Linked DNA regions of Mus musculus: region 2 is linked to region 1. A link is a contact called in ENCODE Hi-C or POLR2A ChIA-PET data. All regions are on one chromosome and are shown on one strand. The core of a region is the stretch at or near the end of the contact, and the rest is flanking DNA. Distances in the headings are between cores, read along the strand shown. Region 1 holds the start of Preb (prolactin regulatory element binding). Region 2 holds the start of Agbl5 (ATP/GTP binding protein-like 5).

The links. Hi-C counts contacts between places; a loop is a spot of excess contacts on that map. ChIA-PET counts read pairs that join two places held with the same protein, here RNA polymerase II (POLR2A).
Region 2: POLR2A ChIA-PET joins it to region 1 with 27 read pairs in embryonic stem cell. The contact joins the promoter of Agbl5 here to the promoter of Preb in region 1. A Hi-C loop is called at or near these places in 1 of 37 maps with a recorded cell type or tissue (T-helper 2 cell). POLR2A ChIA-PET finds 5 or more read pairs at or near these places in 3 of 5 experiments (Patski and embryonic stem cell).

The regions. Positions count from the first base shown.
Region 1 is chr5:30,958,552-30,961,637 of GRCm38, forward strand. Preb (prolactin regulatory element binding) reads right to left here and starts at 1,776. Exons shown (of 9, transcript NM_016703.3): 1 at 1,420-1,776; 2 at 672-861; 3 at 165-385. The coding sequence starts at 1,554.
Region 2 is chr5:30,887,318-30,890,776 of GRCm38, forward strand. Agbl5 (ATP/GTP binding protein-like 5) reads left to right here and starts at 1,617. Exons shown (of 16, transcript NM_001374737.1): 1 at 1,617-2,207; 2 at 2,803-3,063; 3 at 3,282-3,453. The coding sequence starts at 2,849. It overlaps Gm35795 (a long non-coding RNA gene), which reads right to left and starts at 1,638. Exons shown (of 2, transcript XR_376844.2): 1 at 1,530-1,638; 2 at 1-677. It overlaps n-TYgta9 (a tRNA gene), which reads left to right and starts at 766; the gene lies at 766-854. n-TAagc15 (a tRNA gene) reads left to right here and starts at 1,198; the gene lies at 1,198-1,270.

The DNA.
Region 1 (3,086 bases), core at 526-3,025:
CTACAGCCAAGACAGTTACAGACCAGACAGCGAGAACGCTGAAATCCCCATCCCTCTTACCCCAATGGCCACTCAAGTTTCACAGAATGCATATTCAGATTCTCACAATTTTGGTGTTATTGCAACTAACACTCACCCACCCCCCCAAGCCCCTAAAACCACACCTTCCAGACACGAACATGACCATCAGTTCCTCCAGTGGCAAGCAGGGTGTTATCATGGTTGAAGCACACAACTTTCTGCAGCGGTTCATTGCTGAAGTCTGTCTGTACTGCCTCCAAATTCTTTACTTTGAGTTCAACCCCTTCGGGGTGAACTTGTGCTCCCGATTTCTTCTCTGCTGGAGGAGCCCCCTTTCTCTGTCGAGGTCCCTGCTCCTTGGAACCTGCAACACAAACAATTTGCCAGGAACCAGATTCCTTTGTTGTTGTTTTTTAAGACAGGGATTTGCTAGGCACCCCAGGCTAGCCTTAAATATCCTCTTGCCTCCACTCCTAAGCTCTGAGACTACAGCTGTGCACCACCTCCCTCAGATGGACCTGAGCATCTGTATTAACTAACACCAGTCCTCTAGTGACCCAAGTACAGACTTCAATGTGACCACTGCCCCACACCTAATCTCTCGTTTTTGGAGACCAAGAATTAGAGCGACTTTTTCCAAAGCTCTTCACCTGACTTCTCCGCTTTACTGCCCTTCTGTTGATGGACCTGGAAACGAAGAAGCTGACACTGGGCATCCTGTCCGGCAGCAAGAATGTCACCAGCAAGCGCCAAATTCATGGTGGCCCGTGTCTCCGTGTCATGAGAGTGCAGCAAGGAAGCGCTCAGGCACCCGTTGATCAGCTCTAGCTGCAGAAAATGCTGTGAGGGAACCAAAGTGGGCAAAGGTCAGGCCAGCCCGGAAGTCACATTAAATCCTAGTCTCTCTCAGTTGTACTTTTGCTTCCCGCACCTCCAGCTCTTATTTTTTGTTTTTTTTTGTTTTTTTGTTTCTTTGGTTGTTGTTGCTGTTGCTTAGAGCTGTATTCTCTTACTGGAGCTTCTTAATTCATACAGCAAGCAGGGTTTAGATTACTAGGTCCAGTTTACAGAAAGAAAAGAATTCCGTCTCCAGCTGCTTGAAGATGGACAAGACAATGTGCCTTCCTGGAAAAGGCCAGCGTATGAGCCCTGGACCAGCTCTCGTAATCCGGCGTGGACAGTCCTGGATTCGCAGACCTGCACAGCTTTCAGTCTAATTTTGGCTGTCTCAACCACTCTGCTCAGGTGAAACCAGCACCCGAACGGCAATCCTGGGTGCTCCCGCTAGAAATGGGTAGGGACTAAATCAGGGGTACTGCTCACCTCTGCATCCCCCGGCCACCCTGGAATCTCCCTGGGCCACGGTATAACCTGTTCTCAGTGGCCCTGCGTTCTCACCACGCCATTCTTTATGCCGGTCTTGGCAGCTCCTCCTCCGCCCGCAGCGATGAGCAGCCCAGTCTTGGGGTCTATCCGAAGCGCGTACAACGGGAACGGGGCCCGGTACAGCTCCACACCCCGGCGCCGACCCATCCCGCCCGCACGTTCACCGCCAACCCCGCGGAACCCACGACATGCCGCGCCTCGCCTCCGAAAGCTCAGGAACTTGGCGCTAGAGTTTTCCGGAAGACTGCCGACCCCTCTCAGCACTGGACTTGCCACCACTCAAACCACCGCAAGCAGCCGATCTGCGCCCGCGCGGCCGACTGGGTCTTGCAGGCGTTCAGTGCGCACGCGCCGAGCTCCTGGGCTCTCTCTGCGCAAGCGCAAGACGCCAATCCGCGTCAGCACTAGCGGGACGCGCTGTCACGGAACCCTGGCGTCGGATCCGGGTCCTAGCCCCGAATGACGATGAAGCTGCCATCTTTGTGTGGGGCGTGGGAGGTGGGGCTAGAAGAGATTACTGAAGATCAGTAAATCGAATTAAAAAGTTCTCGGACTGGGACAGTCCCCACTTCAGGAGAGATACACAGCAGACTCGTACAAGCCGGGCCTTTGTGTGTTACTCCAGGGAGGAAATGGGTTCTCCCGGGTTGTGTGGAGGACAGACACTCCAAAACAGATTCACTGCTTCCTAATATCCTAATATGAAGAAATCAGTCCCCACTTTGAGAGCATCCTCCGCGGTTGATTGGACTCTTTCTTATGGCTTGACATCCACTTCTGGAACATCGAACTCATGGGACTGGCAAGACTTGAGACTAGGCACAAAAACCCACAAAATCCCAGATAAACCGGGCTATTTGGTTACCCTACTATTTAAGTGTTTTTGGAACATGTTCACATTATAGAGATGTAAGGACCATTATTTGAATATGGTTTATATTTTAGTATTTGATGTCTTTTGCGATTCATAATGAGCCCCAGTCAACCATACATGAATTTATACTACCATGGTGTCTTTTGGACCCATATGCAGCTGAACAAACCACGTGATTAGAAGAAGCCAATTTTAGGCCCATTTACTAGCCTTCAGGGAGGAGAGAGGAACTTGACACTGAATTCAGTCACCAGTGGCCAGTATGTGCCCATATGATGAAATATTTGTTTTTAAAACAACCCTAGACAATAGGGATCAATGAGCTCCTGGGTTGGTGGTCTCATGTAGGTGCTGGATGGATGGATGGTGTGCCCAGAGAGGGCAAGGAAGTACTGCATTCTTCACCCTTTATCCTCCATGTACCTTGCCCTACACATCTCTTCCCTTCTGCTAATTCTGAGTTCTATTCTTTATGCTAGAAGAGAAATCCTAAGGAAGATGGAAGTGAGCTCTGTGTGCTGTTCTGACAACTTACCAGACTGACAGAGGAAGTCACAGGGACTTCTGCTTCCCAGCCTGTTATTTAGAAGTACAGATAGATGGTCAGGACTCAAAGCTGGAGACACTGGAAACGATCCTTTAGGATCAGTCCCTTTGATTTATGGGATCTATCCAGTGTGAACACCTGTGGGTGGGTGGTGTTAGAAATTTCGTTCCATTGTTGGACAGATACCTAGTTGGTGTCTTAGAATTGGAGATGTGTCTGAAAACACTCCATATTTGGTTTCAGAGATGTCCTAAGAAG
Region 2 (3,459 bases), core at 367-2,866, 71 kb before region 1:
TGTTTCAGAACTGCGACTGGGGGAGGGTTCCTGGACCCAACCACTCCGCCAGTCAGAGCAGACTGCACAGAGGACCTGGGCGTTGAGTTTGTTCCTTTGTTTAAAAAAATGGGTGAGCTTTCTGTGAGCCAATAGAGGGCTGGCCCTGTGAGGAAGAGCAACAAATACGTGAGCCAGATAAGGGGTCAACCCATCACGGCAGAGAAGACACTTGGTTGGCAGTGAAGCCCAGGTGGGGCGGAAACCTTTCCCAGACCTCGACCATAAAAGCGAGGTTATAAGCGACTAGGGCAGGACCTGGGACTGCACCCAGCCAGTGGGCTCGGAGAGTAGGAGTCCGGGCCGCCGCTGCATCCCAGCGTCCAGGGCATAGGGGTCCCTCGCTCCCGTGGCTCGGTCTTCCCTTCTGGCCTGGGTCTCGGTGAATGGACCCCGACACTTCAGCTGACGGAGCGAATGTCTTTCGCATCATCAGAACAACATGCTTTATATACTTTCATCACGCCGAAAACCAAAGGAAACCTGGAGCAGAAGCAGCATTCGTAGTCCCAAACACCGAAACTAATGTCTGCTTAGCGAGAGGAAGGCCGCCCCAGCTTTAGCCTCAATCCGGCTCACGGCGAGCTCCTGCCGCAGGGTGCGAGCCTGCAAGCCCGCCTTTCTTCTGGCCCGGGATCCTTTAGTTTACGCAGAAACACATTAGGGAAAAAAAAAAAATCTTGGTAAGCATTAGAGGGAAAACTGCAGCAGCCCGACGCAGCGGGGCCTTCGATAGCTCAGTTGGTAGAGCGGAGGACTGTAGTCAGTACAATATGGTAATCCTTAGGTCGCTGGTTCGATTCCGGCTCGAAGGACTTCGTGCACTACTTTTAGTTTACCTACACCCTAGGTCAATTGCTCCGTGGGGGAAACGCTTACTTGAGGATAGGCAGTGTATTTTCCTGGCTACGTTGAAAACCCCTTGAGTACATATAGCAGTTAAGTAGTCGAAGTACAACGTACCTTGTTCGCATATTAGGTGTTAAAGCTATAGTGACATGTACTTCAAGAAAAGTCCTTATTGCTTATGTATGTATTACATGGCTCTGTTTCAAAATCTTGCTGAGGGCTCCATCCTACTTTATATTGTGAACTACATTAGAAAACTGAGTCTCAGGAAACCTTGTAAAGGTTACAGGAAGGTACAGCACTACAGCTGGGGGATTAGCTCAAATGGTAGAGCGCTCGCTTAGCATGCGAGAGGTAGCGGGATCGATGCCCGCATCCTCCACTTCCTTTTACACACCATCAGGCTCATGATCTGTTGTGTCCACGTTTCGTTACACAGTAGAGCTAGGAGCACGGTAAACAAAGATCGGCTTCACATGCTATTTTCTTATTCACAGGTAAGTCTTTTCCTGTTTCCTGCTCACTGCTCTGTCTTTCCCGCCTCGGGGAGGCGGGCCGTTAACCGCCTACAGAGAAGACGCCTAGTGAGCCGCACACGGCGGTGGCCCGCGGAAGCCCCCAAACGGCCCCCTCACAGGTACCTGCCAACGTGCACGGAACCCTGCGTGGCGACCAATGGCAGTGCGCTTTACTGGGCGGGTAGCCAGCTGCAGCTGCGGCCAATAGGCAAGAGACTTCTTGTTTCCTGGCAGAGTGGGGTCCCGGCACCGCGGCTCTCTGGTTTTGTGTGGGTCCCGGGTGGAGGGCCCGGGTGCCGGGGCCCGAGGTGCCGCCTCGCTAGCGGGAGAGGGAGCGGGAGCAGCGGCCCGGAGAGAGGTGAGGGGCTTCGCGTGGACTGCGGCCCCGCCGGCAGGCCCCGCCCCCTTCTCAGCCCGCTCTGCCGGAGCCCCCGTCGAATGCCACCCCGCCCCCCGGCCTGCCGCGGCCGGCCCGCCGACCCCGCCTTTGGTTGACTCCCTCTGCTCCTGTGGCCTCACCTCTGACCCCTAGGACCCGCCTTCCTGTCCGCCAGTGTACCTGTCTCGACCCCTCCCACGCTTCCAAACCCCACCCTGCCCTGGACAAGCCAGGCAGCGCGAGGGTCCTCGCGAATCGAGGAGCTGCCTGCTGCTTCCAAGCGGGACTCTACTGGCCCAGCCTTCCTAGGGGTGCTTAGGACGCCCGTTACCCACACCTTCGAGGGTAGCTTTTGCACGGGCTCGTGTCTACAGGGCGGGAGGATGGAAACAGACCCTAATTGGAACTGAGGTTCAGGGCAGGTGAGCAAGTGGCTTTGGCCGGGCATAGGCTACGTTTTCATAATAGGCGTAGTAGAGGAAGGGGGTGGTAGCAACGCTCTTCAAGGTCTCCGAGAAACGAGTATAATTACAGTCGGTGCTTGTGAAGACAAAAGAGGTAAAGAAAGGAAGCTACCATTTACACTTAGAAACTTGGTTCTTCTTGCTCCGGGCTGTCCAGTACAAAGCCAATATAGGAAATTTTAATATGGCCTCTCCCTCATAGAGTCAGTGGCAACCACCCGACCTCGAGTCTCTGCCTCTTAGGTTGTTAAAAAGCTTGAGAATCTAGCGTTTTCCAACTCAACTAAGGAAGCTAGTGAGCATTCGATTGGGGAACGGTGGTGATGTAGTAAAATAGGGTGTTTTTAGGTCGCTCATACTCCTTGGGTGTCCAGGGACAGAGTTGTGCTTTCTCTTGATCTTACTGAAAGGCTACTTCCAGGTTTTCTATGAATAAGAGCGTTTTGCTTCATAGAGTAGAAAAGACATTTCTCATTTATCCAGACATACCAAACACATTGTTTCATTTTCTGCCCTTCCTCCCTATCCCAACTTTGATTTTTTTTCCCCCCAGCTCTCAGGGCCTGTGTGGGGCAAGAGGATGCTTTCCCAGCCCCACCATGGAGCTGCGCTGTGGGGGATTGCTGTTCAGTTCTCGCTTTGATTCAGGGAACCTAGCCCATGTGGAAAAGGTGGAGACTGTGTCTAGTGATGGGGAAGGCGTAGGAGGGGTGGCAACAGCCCCCGCTAGTGGGTCTGCTGCTTCCCCTGACTACGAGTTCAACGTGTGGACCCGGCCTGACTGTGCTGAAACGGAATATGAAAATGGCAACAGGTATGAGGACTGCAGGGGGTGGGAAGGCCGAGTGCTTGGATGCATCCTATAGTCAGGCATTGACTTTGAGCACCAGCACAGTATCTCTTGTAAACCCTCCCCCCTTCCCTCCTTACCAGATAGCCCTTTGCTGTTTGGACTTGATTTGATTCAGCTTTCCCCACATCCTCTCCCTGGCCCTCCCACAGCCAACAGCTGGTCTCTCTTTTGGCTCTCAGGTCATGGTTCTACTTCAGTGTCCGGGGAGGGACTCCAGGAAAGCTTATCAAGATCAACATTATGAACATGAACAAGCAAAGCAAACTGTATTCCCAGGGCATGGCCCCCTTTGTGCGCACACTGCCTTCCCGGCCACGCTGGGAACGCATTAGAGAGCGGCCCACCTTTGAGGTAAGT